Linked DNA regions of Mus musculus: region 2 is linked to region 1. Evidence: chromatin loops called from intact Hi-C (ENCODE). Cell type or tissue: heart. All regions are shown on one strand.

The links. A loop is a pair of places that touch in the nucleus more often than their neighbours do. Peaks named below come from ENCODE experiments on the same cell type or tissue, not always from the same donor. Only the 100,000 strongest peaks of a DNase experiment are listed, where the experiment ranks them.
Region 2: a loop joins it to region 1, with 2.6 times the contacts of the local background. A loop is called at or near these places in 1 of 42 quality-filtered maps.

Annotation. Positions count from the first base shown.
Region 1 is chr11:61,947,087-61,955,086 of GRCm38, forward strand. Gm12273 (a long non-coding RNA gene) reads left to right here and starts at 3,831. Exons shown (of 3, transcript XR_388712.3): 1 at 3,831-3,989; 2 at 4,360-4,596; 3 at 4,965-5,648. In heart, CTCF peaks have their summits at 2,396 (motif pointing right), 2,598 and 3,715 (motif pointing right); a DNase peak (open chromatin) is centred at 3,765.
Region 2 is chr11:62,535,048-62,543,047 of GRCm38, forward strand. Cenpv (centromere protein V) reads right to left here and starts at 4,214. Exons shown (of 5, transcript NM_028448.1): 1 at 3,809-4,214; 2 at 1,235-1,333. The coding sequence starts at 4,158. In heart, a CTCF peak has its summit at 3,832; DNase peaks (open chromatin) are centred at 3,684 and 4,184; H3K4me3 peaks cover 1,739 bases; H3K27ac peaks cover 1,393 bases; H3K27me3 peaks cover 1,991 bases.

The sequences.
Region 1 (8,000 bases):
GGGAAAGTATTTCATGTTCTTGCAGAGTTAATATTGTGGAATAGAATAGAATAGAGTGTCTATTCTACCAAAATTAATTTACAGAATTAAATTAATACCTACCACAATTCTCATGTCCTATTTCACAGGTTTAGGAAAAACATGAATTCAAATGGAACCACACAAGACCATGAATTAGCCAAGAAATCCTAGGAGGTAAGAGAGACACATGACTTCAAACTATACTGTAGAGCTATAAGGATAAAAACAACATGATGCTGGCCTGAAAATGGACAGGAAAACCAGTGGAATAGAATAGAGGTCCTGGAGATAAAACAGCAGAGCCACACCCACTTAACACTGACAAAAGAGGCAAAAACATACTCTGGAAAAAAGATAGCCTATTCGACACACTGTATTGCCCAAACTGGATTCTGCCTGCAGGAGAATTAAGTTAGATTTATGTCTTTCAGCTTGTAGAAAAAATATTTCAAAATGGATCAAAGACTTCAATTTAAAACCCGAAACACTGAAATCTTAAAAGAAAAGACCGGGATATCCTGCCAACATATTGGGGAAGACAAGAAATTTAAAAATAGAACACCAAGATGGGAGCTGAGTGCAGTATCAACTGATAGATGTGGAAAATAAAAGGATTCTGTGCGCCGAACCGTTACAGGACCACGGTCAGCATAGTTATCAGGTAGCCCAGAGAACGGGGGAAAATTTGTGCCAGCTACACTCAGACAGGGGCTATGTCAGAACTTACCAAGAGCTGTAGAAATTTAATACCAAGGGGATGAACCAGCCAACCAACAGACAAGTAAACTAAGTAGACATCTTTTAAAAAATACAAATGGCTAATAACTGTTTTAAAAAGTGTCCAATATCTCAGCCATCAGAGAATTGCAAACTAAAATTTATTTGAGATACCACCTTATCCCAGACAGAATGGCCATTGTCAATAAATCTGACAACAAATGTTGGAAAGGATATGGAGAGACAGGAGCCCTTATGCACTGTTGTGGGGTACAAATTAATTGTGAATTTTCCAGAGTATGTTTTTGCCTCTTTTGTCAGTGTTAAGTGGGTGTGGCTCTGCTGTTTTATCTCCAGGACCTCTATTCTATTCCATTGGTTTTCCTGTCCATTTTCAGGCCAGCATCATGTTGTTTTTATCCTTATAGCTCTACAGTATAGTTTGAAGTCATGTGTCTCTCTTACCTCCTAGGATTTCTTTGGCTAATTCATGATCTTGTGTGGTTCTATATGAATTCATTGTGAAAACTGGTTTGAAGAGTCTCACAACATTACAAATACAACCACCATCTGGGTATCATGCCTTTAATCCCAATTCTTAGACGGCAGAGGCAGGGGGATCTCTGTAAGTTCTAGGACAGCCAGGGCTACATAGAAAGGTCCTGTTTCAAAAGACAAAACAAAATGAACTGAAGCAAAGCAAACTACCACATGGCAGCTCCACACCCTACCATGGAGATGTCTGTACCACCCCCCTTTCCCGTGTCTATTGATGCTTTATTCACTGTAGCAAAAAATAGGAATTAGCCGAGTTGTCTATCAAAAGATGAATGAATAATGAATATATATAATCTATAATGGAATATTACTTAGTTGTAAAGAAAAATGAAGTTAAAAAGTTTGTAGGAACATGGGTACAGTGTAAAGTGAGATCTCAGAATTTTAGAAAGACATAAACCTCATGTAGCTTTTCATAATTGAATCTAGCCTATATGTATTGTTACATATGTTACAATATGACATATGCAAACAAATGTCCATGTGGGTACAGTATAACATGAAGAAAGAGAACAAGAAAGGCGCGTGTACAGGGATGGGGAGGACTGAACTCAGGTGATGGACACAGCTCCACTCCGAACGCCAATCCTAGCTAGATAGAAGCTATGTATACAGTCATTAAAAGCTGTATAGAATTGGCATCTGTGATATTTTTATTTATTTGCAAGTTTTATTTTCTTTATAGTGTAGTGGGTTTTTTGTTTGTTTTGTTTTGTTGTTTTGAGATGGATTTTTATTATGTAGCCTTGGTTAGTCTGGAACTCATAGAGATCTACCTACCTGGCCCTATTTTTTTTAAGCAATAAAGTTTATAAAATAAAAATTTACATTGTGTTTGTTCTCTGACATTATAGTTAATCCCATATTGACAGAGGTTCTGCCCTGGGGACTAAACACTAGTGTGCTCTTCAATGCTCTCAGATTCATGATGTCTCAGGGAGAGTCAGTATGTAATCACTTCTGAAAATGTGCCTGTGGCCTGTAAAGCTATTCGTTTCTATCAGAAAAAAATATAAACGTTCTTGTTCAAAACTCCAAGGAATTCTGCTTCATTTAATTAAAAGCCTCTAGCCATGGGGAATGCGGGATTTTACATTGGGTCACTACTAGATGTGTCCCCTAGGTGGCAGCAAAGTCCTAACTCTAATTCTGACCTACTGGGCTTGTGTTTTGGGAGGGTGGGATGGGGAAATGGGGGAGGGGGGAGGGGGGAGGGGAGGTGTCTATTTGTTTGTTCTTTTTGTTGTTCTTGTTGTTTTGTTTGTGCTTTAAGACAGAGTCTTTCACTGTAGACCAGGCTGATCTTCTACTTGTGGCAATCCTCCTGCCTTAGCCTCTCTAGAGTGTCAGGAGTATAGGTATATGCCAATGTATCCAGCTTCCTGGTCCTTTTAGAAACTAATGATGACAATGAGAGTGTATTTATGTAATATAGATATGTACGTATATATCTATATATTACATAATAAATATTACATAATATGTTATATAATACATTACATAATATATTGAATATATATGTTTTGCAAATAGGTAAATTTTGAGCCATCTTTGGATTTAAATTTTATTTTTAATTGAATATCGTTATATAATATTACTATTATGAGGTTTTAGTTCATTCTCCTGTGGAAAGAAGATCTTAATATGCTCTTCAGTAATCCATATATGTGTATATACTGCCACATCAATCATTAATCAACTTGCCTAATCTCAGTTGAGAGTCTCTCTTCTAAAATGACTCTAGCTCATGCCAATCTGACATAAAACTAACCAAGACACCCGTGTTACACAAGAATTAAGCAATTTAACACTGGTTAGAGAAGGCTTTACATTTCTATGGTGCATAAGAGTCCCAGGGCACTTACCGAGTGGTTTTGGTTGTTATAAATAATAAAACTATACATTTAACAATAAACAAATACAAAAAAGTTTATAAACTCTGGTACTCTTAAGCATAAAAATAATTTATCTGAATGACATAAGAGCCATCTGTGAGGGCTCCAAAGTGGTATTTAATCTAAAGTGTCCTCGGGTACATGTGTTACATGCTTGGTCCTTAGCTTGGCCCTGGAAGGTCCCCAGCCTCCCACTTGGAAGGTGCTGGAACTTTGAGGAATGGGGACTACGGAAAGCATTCGGGTCATTGAAAACATGCCCGTTAAAGGGGACACTGTATACCAGCCCGTTCCCTTTTTCTTTTGCTTTCTGAACACTTTGCCTTTTCATTTACCCCAGCAGGGAGGCCAACGAACAGAAACCCTCAAAGCAGTGAGCGAAAATCAACTGTTTTCTTTATAACTTGATTATCTCAGGTACTTGGTACAATAATAGAAAGCTGACTCCCATAAAAAGGCTCATCAAATAGGCCCAAGCAAAGGAGCCTCCATGAGGGCCTTTCAGGTGAGCAAGACGGCGAGGTCCCTTCCGCTGCCACAAGAGGGCGCTCTAGCAACATGAGTCACGGTTTGGAACTTGACTCACTTTTGCATCACGCATTCCAAACTTCGGGGTGGCACAACCCTTTGACAAAGCAGATGTCACAACTTAGAGCCCCAAAAGTATAAAGAGAGGGATGGTCTCCCTGCTGCAGCCATTAGAAAAGTAGGACCTACAGCATGCTTGCAACAATTCGGGCACGGTTTTTGTCACCAGCCTCGACAGTGGAGTGCCTCAATCCTGGCGTGCCTGTAAAAGTAATTATTGTTGTTATTGTTATTATTATTGTTGTTGCTGCTGCTGCTGTTGTTGTGTGTGGGTATGCTTTTACTGCTGAGCCATCTTGCTACCCAAATAGTGCTTTTGTTTGTTTTGTTTTGTGAGACAGGGTTTCTCTGTGTAGCCCTAGCTGGTCCGGAACTTGCTCTGTAAACCAGGCTGACCTCGAACTCAGAGATCCGCCTGCCTCTGCTGGATTAAATGAGTGCGCCACCATCGCCTGGCCCTGGTAGTACTTTTATTGCTGCTAATTTTGATTTGGGGGTGTAGGGTGGGGGCGGGGCTAAATTTGACTGCCCAGAGCCTTTGCTTTGTATGGGGATAACCCATATAAAATGCTTTCCCAAGGACTGCGATGCTCACTGAACTACACCGCAAGAAACAAAACAGAAAGAGGGAAAGCGTCAGACAAACCAACCAGGAACAAGGCAACAGAAGGGAGGCGGTAAATGCTGAGGCTCGATGACTGCAAAGCCCAGTCGGCTTGTCTGAGGGAGGACGAGACTAAATCCAGGCAAGAAGTGAAAAGGCTGCACAGAGTTACTCGAGGTCAGCGCATGACGACAAAGGGCAGTCTGCCGGAACGTAAGTGTCCAAATAGGTGAAGCAGCAGCGTGGTTATTTACAAAGCAGAACTCTGGGGGGACCGGGTGGGGGCGCACAAAGATGACATCAGATGTTCGAACTATACCTAAAGACATGGAAGACCTTAAGAATGCAGCTAACAAGTTATGCAGGGGAGTGTAGGTAAGGCCGGAAGGACTTGGCAGGAGGGCACAGGAGAGGGAGAAGGGCGAAAGAACACCAGAGAATTGTGGAAGGATCAAGAGACACTGATGAAACTGGGTTGGATTATGTCATACTTTGGAGGACTGTGTCGAGTAGGAGGCACAGTTTAGAGAGATCACCGGAGGAAGCAGACTTGTTTAACATACGGGCCTATTTCCTTCAAGGGAAGGAAATGATAACCGATACCCGTTCACCCGGAAGGCTAGAGTGGATGCTGTCTAACCCTGGTGATCTTCTGCTATTCTATGGACTCAGCCTTCACCTGAATCTGCCAAAATCCTGAGCATTGTCTAGGCCTCAGTCCTGAGCTTTGCCTCCCAGTGAATAGACCCCATCCTTATGAGAGAGGTCCCGTGTATTTTGCATTCCCCATCAATAGAATCTATCTGAGTGCTTATTAAAGGGCTCTTACAGGCCCCAGCATGGCAAACGTGGAACTGGCAGGTTTTGCCCTCTCCCCTTCCCCCTCTCTCGTCAAACTATTAGATTACATTCCTAAAGCTAGCCACCAAGGTCTAGCCCCGAATTTGGCCACTTCCTTATGCCTTCGTAATAGAATCTCCTTTGTGCCGAGAACTTGGTGTCTGGGTGTGTTCCGTGCCCACTCTGAGGTCCCTTCACTTCCTACAAGTGGATTTGTAGGGTCTTTCTTCCTTGGCCTGTGCCGTGAGCACTATTTATCAGTCAATACAACTCATTCTTAATATAAGAGTCACAGGTGCTTGGCTAGTTTGGAAGGGAGTTTAGGTGCAGCCGTCCCTGAAGCTTTATGGTGAGAATTGTCACATGGAGACTTTCCCCAAGGCTTTACTGTGCTTAAATGTGTATGGAAAATAAACCATGAGATCAGACTCTGGATGTGTGTGTGTGTGTGTGTGTGTGTGTGTGTGTGTGTGCATTTTAAAGACTCTCCTAGCGTGAGCCTTTCGGTGCACACCGCACACCTTCTCTCAAAGTACTTAAGAGGCAAAGGTGGGTCTCCGAGTTCATAGTTAGCCTCATGTACATGGGGAGCTCAAGCCCAATCAGAGCTACGTAGCGAGAACCTGTTAAAAAACAAAACCCAAACCCAAACCCAGCCCAACCCAGCCCAACCCAGCCCAACCCAACCTAAACCCAACCCAAACCTAACCTAAACCTAACCCAACCTAAACCCAACCCAACCCAGCCCAGCCCAACCCAACCCAACCTAAACCCAACCCAATCCAACCCAACCCAACCCAACTCAACCTAAACCCAACCCAACCCAACCCAACCCAACCCAACCCAACCTCAACCCAACCCAACCCAGCCCAAACCAACCCAGCCCAAACCAACCCAAACCAAACCAAGGGCTAGCAAGATAGCTTGCTGTGCTTAAATATGCTTGCTACCAAACCTGACAACCTGTCTGATTCCAGACAGCCACATGGTGGAGGGAGAGAACTGACTCCAGTAAGATATTTTCTTACCCACATGCACATGCACCACATGCACCCCGACACACGTGCACCGCATGCACCCCGACACACGTGCACCGCATGCACCCCGACACACGTGCACACCACAAATATAAATAAACAAAGCAAAACCAAAAACCCCAAGACAAAACTCCGAGGACTGATTTTGATAAACCATGTTTTCTTTCATACAGTCAGGGCCGGGGAACAAGCTCAATTCAAGAAGCTCTTGCCAGGCTGGCCCAGACCTGAGTTCCATCCCCAGAACCCATGAGACAACAGACAAAACCCAAACCCAACCCAAGCCAACCCAAGCCAACCCAACTCAACCCAAGGGCTAGCCTGCCTCTCCCTTCCCAGCACCAGAATCATAGATGCTCCCCCATGATCCCGGTGCTGGGACGGGAGAGGCAGGCTGATGCTTGAGGCTTGCTGCCAACCAGTGAGCGACCTATCAAAAGAAAGATGGCTGGCACCCGAGAAACAACACCTGAGGTCCTCTGGCCTTCAAATGTACACACACACACACACACACACACACACACACACACACACACGTATAACTGCACACTTATGTGTGTGTGTGTGTGATCTGCATGCTTGTGTGTAAGTGTTGGCACAAGTGTGTCACAGCATGGCATGTGGTGAGTCAGAGGATAACCTCAGGCTAATCCTTGCCTTCCACATTGTTTGAGACAGGGTCTCTCTTTGTTGCTCACCATGTATAACCAGACTCCCTGACCTAAGCTGGGAGTTCTGGGGTTCTCCTGTCTCTACTTTCAATCTCCTTCAATCTGGGATTACAGATGTGTGCCACCAAGTCTGGCTTTACATGGGCTCTGGGGCTTCAGATTCAGTTTCTCATGCATTCATGGCAGGTGAGCCATCCCCTTAATGCCTGCTTACTTCTTATTAAAGGCAGCGATCACTGTGGTTGCCATTGTGTTTCTCTATCTATCAGGACAGCTTGGGTTCTGTCTAACTCACAGATGGGTATGTGATGGCCCTAACTTGACTCCACGCTTACCACCCATCTCACTGTCTATTTGGCTCCTGCATAAGAAAGGTCCATTGACTGGGTGGCTTAGATGATGGAGATGGAGTCTCAGGGCCTCCAGATGTTGAAGGTCAAGGCTAACTTGATGTCTGATGAAAGTTCCCTTCCTGATTAATTGATAGGAACATCTTTCTACATCCTCACACGGGGAGATGTACAAGAGAACTCTGTTTTTGAGGATATTAGTCCATTTCCTGAAGTCTCTGCCTCATTATTCTCTAAAGGCTCCACCTGGGAACATTGAACAACACTGGGGATTGTGCTGCAACATCTGAACAGGGACATAGTCATCCAGTCAGAGAATCCAACAGTCTCACTGCCTGATGCTGCCTGATGGCAACAATCAATACTCCAGGTTATCATTCTGGATTGATACACACGTGTGCACGCACACACACACACACACACACACACACACACACACACACACACACACACGGCCTCCTGCTCACTCTCATGAATCTCATCCTCTCTTCTTTTCCAGAGAAAACCCTTTTGACTTTCTTCCCTCTACTAAAGGAAACCTTCATTTCCCTTCTTTTATACTTCTCTCATCTTACAGTGTGGGGTGGGGTGGAGCTGGGCGGGGCTGGGTGGGGTGGGGTGGGGGCTGCTTCCATCCTGGCCAGGATTCCCATCCTTTCCCTTTTATACATGCACAGTCTGCTGAGCAGTCATGCAGAGTTAACTTTTCCTGACTGCCC
Region 2 (8,000 bases), 590 kb after region 1:
ATTAACCAAAGGCTCTACCTTCAGCCCTAATTTACACTTTATTCTGACTTAGTATAGAATTCTCCAAGAAATTATGCCATAATGCTTCTTTCAAAATCTGGACTTCATTAGTGGCCTAGCCAGTTCTACACTTGAGGGGTATTTATGATTTACATAATAAATAATAATTATGGTATTTATTATCCATATAAGATTTAGGTACAATTACAGGGAAAAGAACTGGACCCTCTTGAATAAGTACATGCCCATAGCCAGTCCAGAAGGTAAAGCCTGTTCCTCTTCTATTATAATGCCAGGGAAGACGCTAAGAAGCAGGCCTTCGAGGGAGAGATGGCTCAGCAGTTAAGAGCACTGACTGCTCTTCCAGAGGTCCTGAGTTCAATTCCCAGCAACCACATGGTGGCTCACAACCATCTGTAATGGGATATGATGCCATCTCCTGGTGTGTGTGAAGACAGCTACAGTGTACTCATACATAAAGCAAATAAATAATCCAAGAAGCAAGCCTTCCACTGTTGGTGGTGGTACCATGGGCCTCATGCCAAGGACAGAGAGAGATCCAGCACACAAAAAGCTTCCAGGTGCAAATACACTCCACCCGATTACTTCCATGTAGTTTCACTGACAGACTCCTAAGAAGATTCCACTCAAGGTGGGATTCCCAGTAACCCAACCGGGAATTACTGGCAGCCTGATCCACCTCTGCTAATCACCCCTAAGTCAGTGGGATCAGTAGGAGGCACGAGCCTATAAGCCACAGCCCTGGAATCCCTGCTTTCTGTCTCCTGAACTGCGCTGCTGTACAACTCTGTGGTACACACACACACGGGCTCCCGAACACACAAACTGAGGGTGTTACTCTGAATAACTCAGAATGTTTAGCCTTCTCCCACTCTAAAAAAAAAATATCCAGTGAGAAGACTTGGCAGGTAAAAGTACCTACCACCAGCCTAGTGACTCCATCCCACAAGTTGTCCTCTGATCTACGCACACAGTAAAAGAATTACATATAACACTTTTTTTTTTTTTTTTTAGTTATCACTGAAAATTTCTAGTTGTACACATGGCAAAGAAGAGAACAATGAACCCTTGTGTCCTCGGTACCTGATGTAACAGTTATCAGCTCATGGCCAACACTGTCTCATCCAGACCCCGACTCCCCACATTGGTCTGAAACATGGCCTATTTTGCTCTTCAACTCTTCTAAGCCAATTTGAGAAGATAAAATACTCACTTGCAGTCAAAGATGTGTAAGTCTGCTGAAGCCCAAACTTCAAAACGAACTGCTCCACAGTGGCAGCCTCCTGTGTGCTTCACCAGGCCCTGGTACTCACTAAATGAAATAAAAACTAGAGCATAAAAATTTCTAAGAGACAAGCAGGGGTTTTATGGCCTGGCTCCTTCACGCTGACTTTTTGTTCTTAAAATAAAGCCAGGCTCATTCATATATATATATATATATGACATATATATATGTCATATATATATATATATATATATATATATATGACAACCAGGTGCATCTCATAAAAGAGGTTCAGTATTTTCACTGGGAACTGTCTTGAATTTTATGACTGCAAAATAAAATATACCCAGAATTCAGTAAATATGAGGCTATGAGAGAAGTCTGGCACATTTGCTCCCACTCCCAACATTTTTATTTATATGTCAACTAATTAGTTTTCTTTCTTTCTTTCTTTCTTTCTTTCTTTCTTTCTTTCTTTCAATTACAAGCTTAGGACCAAGATAAAAACTTTACCAGCCTTAAGCAGCCACTAGGCAAACAGGCCAAATAATATTCAGTTTTGATTGTAATAAAGATGGTAACAAGTGGCTATGAAAAAGTAAGACAGGTCGCCAAGTTGCCTTCTGCGGGGCAACAAAGGCTCCTCTAACTCCACTCACTCTCCTCACGCTTCCCAAATCCATGGCTTTTCACACAACTGTATACAGTTGGAGCCAGCCCCATAACTCAACAGTAAGATTCAGTGGACATCCTGAAGCCCCTTCCCCAAAAGACTAAATATTCTGGCCAGAAATAAACGAGACAATGTTTCGCTGTGACTTCTGATTAACCACCACAGGGAAAAACAGCAAATAGCCGCTTCAATTTGCCATCTGACTAGAGGCAAAACTGAAAGCTCGCCCAGGTTTCTCTAACAAGTTAACATCTCATTTTCTTCTTCTATATACAATGTTTATTGTAAAAAAAAAAAAAAAAAAAAAAAAAAAAAAGCCAAACAGTTTAATAACACATTGAGAACCCTCCACCCCTGTGATCATCCCACTTAGAGAGCCCGTATTTGCTATCCATTCCTCCAATTTTTTGCGATATTGGAACCAAATGTTAGTGTATTTAACATACGTTTTCTTTGTATAAAAGTTAGCTTAAAAGACCATAGAGTGGATGTAAGCAAGCATACAGCACGCTATTCTGGTGAGTGAAATGCCTCTTTTCCTGCCAATATTTTTAGTATCTTTTTTAAAGATCATTACCATTTTGTTTTAGGGGAAAATATTACCTAAAAATTTTTGCTTTGTGTGTGTGTGTGGGGGGCTTTTTTGTTTCCTTTTGAGACAGGGTGTCAGTGCAGCTCAAGCTGGCCTCAAATTAACTATGTGGTCAAGGATGACCTTGAACTTGTAGATCTTCCTGCCTCCACCTTCCAAGTGCTGGGCTTACACACGTGGACCTCCTTCTCGCTGGCTTGCTTCTGTTTTCCTTTCTCTCTTTCTCTTTCTCTTCGGAGAAAGGATCTATCTCTGTAGCCCAGGCTGCACTTGAAATCACTGTACTCCTCCGCCTCGGCCTCCTGAATGCTAGGATTGTCGGCATGTGCTACTGTGCCCAGCTCTACTGAGTTTTATATAGTATCATTTAGATCTCCCAGTAGCTAGTACACAACAGGTACTCCGTGTTATATTTCATTTTTTTTAAGTTTTAACTGATTTTTGTTTTAATGTTTTAAAGCATTCAATTTATAGCCCAAGGGGATAAAATTGAATAAACGAAACAGATAGAAAGCTAACTAAATACTCCAGTTCTTAGAGGATCCACCAAAACCAAGAGAACTAATTCTGGGACAAAGACAAAAGAGCATCTTGTTGTTATGAAAAGTAGTTCAGGTTGTTAAACAATTGTTGGGTTAACGTTAGTTTTCTTTGTCTTTTATTGTTCTTTTTAATTCATCTGCGAGTGAGGGCTATAAGACAAGGGTACTGGGTTTTTCTCGGAGCACAATGGGTAAAGGAGGAAGGGGTTCACATTACATTTGCCAAAGAGCAGGCATCTGGCCAGAGTAGTCATCAGCTCTTTTCCCCAATAACGGACCTCAGATCTGCTCCTTAGGCCACCAAAGAAGCTGGAAGCACTTCAGAAGCACAGACTGGGGGAGCTGCCAGCCCGGACCGGGGATGAGAACATAACACCTTAACTCCCCATTCCCCCTGCAAGCGCCCGTCCTGGACAACGCTTTGCGCGCCTTTCCCTCCGAGATCAATAACCGCACCCTGCACCCTCCCTCCGGGGAACTGATTAGAACAACCGGCCTTCGCTCCTCGGGTCACTAAATTCTCCACTTCGACCTTTCCTCCCGCCCACTCCCCGAAAGCACGTGCAAAAACGGGTAAAACGGTCTTGGTAGCTGGCAAGCCGGGGGATGTCTGTTTTTTCACCCTGAGGGGCCCTTCCGCGCACTCAGCCCGACACCGTCCGGAGCAGCCCGCCAACGGCTCAGCACTCAGCCCTCGGGTCCCGCCGCCCGTGCGCACCTCGCGTGTGCCGGCCCGCCGCCCCCGACACACTCACAAGGTGTCCAGCAGCAGCTTGGCGGCGCCCTCGAAGCTGAGCCGTTGCCGCTTCTGGAACGTCTCCCAGCGCTCCCGCTGCTCCCCCAGGTCGAGCGCCGACACCGAGGCGGCGGGGGTGACCGCCGGCGGTGGCTCCTCGGCGGCCGCCTCCTGGGCCCGCGGCGGTGGCTTGGGCCGCGGCTTTGCCGACGGCTGCGGACCGACCGCCCCGCCCCCGCCCCCGGCCCCGGCCCTAGTCCTGCTCCGGGAGCGCTGCGCGCGGCTTTCGCCGCCGCTCAAGCCCCCGGTGGCCCCCGAGCGCCGCTGCTCCCGCGGGCCGGTGGCCACGGCACTGCGAGTCCGCCGCATGTCTCCCTCAGCCGGGCTCGCAGGCCTCTCGGCTCTGCGCGCTCCCGCCGGCCGATGCGCGTCCCCGCCTCCGACAACCTGAAGGCCCCGGGGGTGGTGCGCGGCGCTCCGGAACACGCGAGCTAGGGACCCAACTAAGAGACCCTGGCCGTGGGGCCGGCCGAGCGCTGAGGGTCTAACGAGACCGCGCCTGCACCTGCGCTTGCAGGTAGCGGTGCCCGTTTGATCAGCGAAGGAGCTTCCAGCCTCCACTGACTCCAACCACACATTTCTAACTGGGGACCTGGGTCAGGCCTCAGTTCATAAATTCACGGCCACATCAGAGCTGGCACGCTTGGGTGACTTCGTGGTTTCCAAGGTGGTAACACTACCAACTTGGCAGAGGCCATCATGTACCTAATGTGAGCTAACGTAGTATGTAAATTGTCGGATATCTGCTACTGGAAGCATAAATGACAGCTGGAGTCAGTTTGATCAATGGTCAACAGGTTTTTTGGTGGTTTTGCAGAACTGAGAATAGGACCCACAGCTTTGAGAAAGCACTCTTGCACTGAGCCACATTCCCAGCCCTAGATTTTGTTTTCAATTTTAAGTAAATGGATCCAGGATTACATTCCATTCATAAGCTTTTGCAGAATACCGTATTGACGTTTAAAGACAAAAATCCCAAGAACCATCCACTGCGGTATCCCAGATAGTCTCCAAACCCTTTCAGTTGTTCTCACACTTTTAAAGAAACGTTTTCTTTTACTCGTTTTTGGTGCATTTTTCATTTTTCAACTTAGTTCTGTTTTTGTTGATTTTATTACAATATAGAGTCCATTTATTATCTTTAATGATGAAAATATGGGTTTTCCCAAATACAGCTTGATTAATTCATAAATCCTCATTAAGTTTTAACACAAAGTTCTCAATAATTGAAACTTCCTAGATGCATAATTTGTTTTGGTGTTTCCTTTGTGCCCGTATCTTAAATGTACAGATTTGCATGCACCAATTCAGATGTGGCATATCCTAGCCACATCTAGACTATCTCCAAAAAGCAAGCAGAAGTGACCACTGTTTTGTTTTGGCTTTTTCTCACTGTGACTTACTTTCGCCTGTTTTGTGTATTTAGAGACAAGGTCTAACCGTGTAGCCCTGGCTGGCCTGGAACTCACGAATAAGGCTCAGGTTTATCTTAGCTCACTGTGATCTGCCTGCCTCCACCTCCTGATACACATTACAGTTTTAAAAATCTTTATTCAGGAGGAGAGCGAAGTATGCGGGTGCATGGGGAGCAGAAGACAGTCTACACCATGAGTTCTCTTCTTGCACCAAACAAGCTGTCTGGTGACAGGCACCTTTACTTGGCTGCCGGGCTTGTTTGAGTCAGGGCTTCATTCTTTAGCCTAGTCTAGTCCTAGACTCACTAAGTAGCTAAGGCTGGCTTCAAACCTGTACCTATTCTCCAGCCTCAACCTCCCAAGTGCTAGAATCACAGGTGTGATCTACCACACTACTTTAGCCTATCTTTGAATGTCATTTCAAAAATAGCATGTACATTGTTAAATCTAATACTGTTCAACATTTTGGAAATAATTGATATTATATATACACACATATATACATATATGTACATATATAATTTATTGATGTCAATATGATCTATGCGGATTGGCTTTTGTTAATGCAACACAAACAAGGGTCATCAGAGAGGGAACCTTAACTGAAAAAAAAATGCCTCCATCAAATTAGTGGGTAAGTCTGTAGGTCATTTCCTTGATTCATTATTGATCACCATCACCCCTGGGCAGGTGGTCCTGGACTCACTCTATGAGAGCAGGCTGAGCAAGCCTGTAAGCAGTGTTCTTCCTTCATGGCTTCTGAATCAGTTTCTGTCCTGACTGGCACAGCAGTGGGGGAGAAAATTTACATAAGAATATATCACCGTTTATTTTGTGTGTGTGTGTGTGTGTGTGTTGCAAGTGTATGTCAGAGTTCAATGATGGGTGTCTTCATGGTTCTCCACCTTCATCCTGAGGGAGGGTTCCTCACTGAAACGGGAGCTCACACTCTGCCTACACTGGAGGGTCACTGAACTCAAGGAGATGACTTTCCCTAGCAGCTCCACAGTGGGTGGGGCTACAGACTTGTGACCCCAGTGTCCACTTTTATATGGGTGCTAGGAATCCTAACTCAGGGCTTCATGTGTGTGTGGCAGGCTAGCCCCTAGTCCCCTTACATTTATTCTCTTAACTACTTTTGTTTCTAATTTGTACAAATGTGATAAAGCTTGTATTCACTTTTACATTTTTACCCAAGTCTTTTGGTAGATCAGTTTCTCTCCAAACATTCAAAGTGGAATTTCTGGTTCACAGGTTAAGACTGTGTTGTGACCAAGTCTTATGTAGTCAGTGTTGTCTTATTCAACAATCCTCCTGCCTCTACCTGTCACAGATGCTAGGACTACAGGCATGTGCCACCATGCCTAGCGAGCATCATTCTTTTTAAGGAACTATGAAGGTTTTAAGCTGGCCGGCCGGTTTTATGCTCTGCCAGCACTGGATGAGGTCTGCAGTTGCTCCATACCTCACAGAAGTCACACCGCTGGTCTTTTCACTTAGCTTTTCTGAGGCTGTGCCATGACATCACTTCCTTCGGTTTCGCATTTCTCTGTCCTGTAGTAATGCTACCTTTTCATTCGGTTGCTGAACTTTTGGATGGCTTCTGTTTGGGAATCCTTTTGGGGCTAAAGAGTTGGTACGGTACTGCTGTTGTAAAGCTGGGTTCCCAACACATACTTCGGGCAGCTCACAACTGACTGTAACTTGAGGATCTGATGTCTCCTCAACTTCTTGGGCACCTACACTCATGCATGCACATACCCACAGACACAATTAAAAATAAATTGTTTTTAAAAGACAGTCCATTTTTTAAAGTCAGGTTTATGTCTTAGGCTGCTTTCTCTTGCTGTGATAAACACCATGATCAAAAGAAACTTGGGGTGAAAAATGTTTATTTCATCTTACAGCTTACAGTCCATCATTGAGGGAAGTCAGAGAAGGAATTCAAGGCAGGAACCTGGAATTAGGAACTGAAGCAGAGACCATGGATGAATGACTCTCTTGGGTTGCTTTTTATTTTTATACAACCCAGGACCATCTGTCAAGGGCTGCACTCCCCACAATGGGCTGGGCCCTCTCACATCAATCGAGAAGAAAGAAAATACCCAACAGACTTATTGTCTTAGTTACTTTTCTATTGGTGTGGTAAGACACAATGACCAGGACAATTTATACTAGTTCATTGGGAGCTTACAGTTGCAGAAGGTTCAAGTCTATGACCTTCACAGCAGGGAGCATGGTGGCAGGCAGGCAGAGGTGGCACTGGAGCAGTAGCTCAGAGTTCACATCTGGTTCAAAAGCAGCAGCAGACAGAGACGAGACTGGTCCAGGCTTTTGAAACTTCAATGCCCATCCCCAGTGGCCTGGTCTACAGAGTGAGTTCCAGGACAGCCAGGGCTATACAGAGAAACCCTATCTCGAAAAACCAAAAATAAATAAATAAATATATAAACAAACAAAAGACAGGTTACTAGAGGTTAAAGGAAAGGGAATGGGGAGTTATTTAATGGCTTCAGGGTTCCTGTTTTTTGTTTTTCTTGTTTTGAGACAGGGCTTCATTATGAAACTCTGGTTGCCCTGTAGCTCTCTGTGTAAACCAGACTGGCTTCAAACACAGAGAGTCCCACCTGCCTCTGCCTCCTAAAGGAATGAGCCACCACCATTTGACTTAAAAGTTCTGTACTTGGGGCTAGAGAGATGGCTCAGTGGTTAAGAGCACTGGCTGTGTGCTTCCAG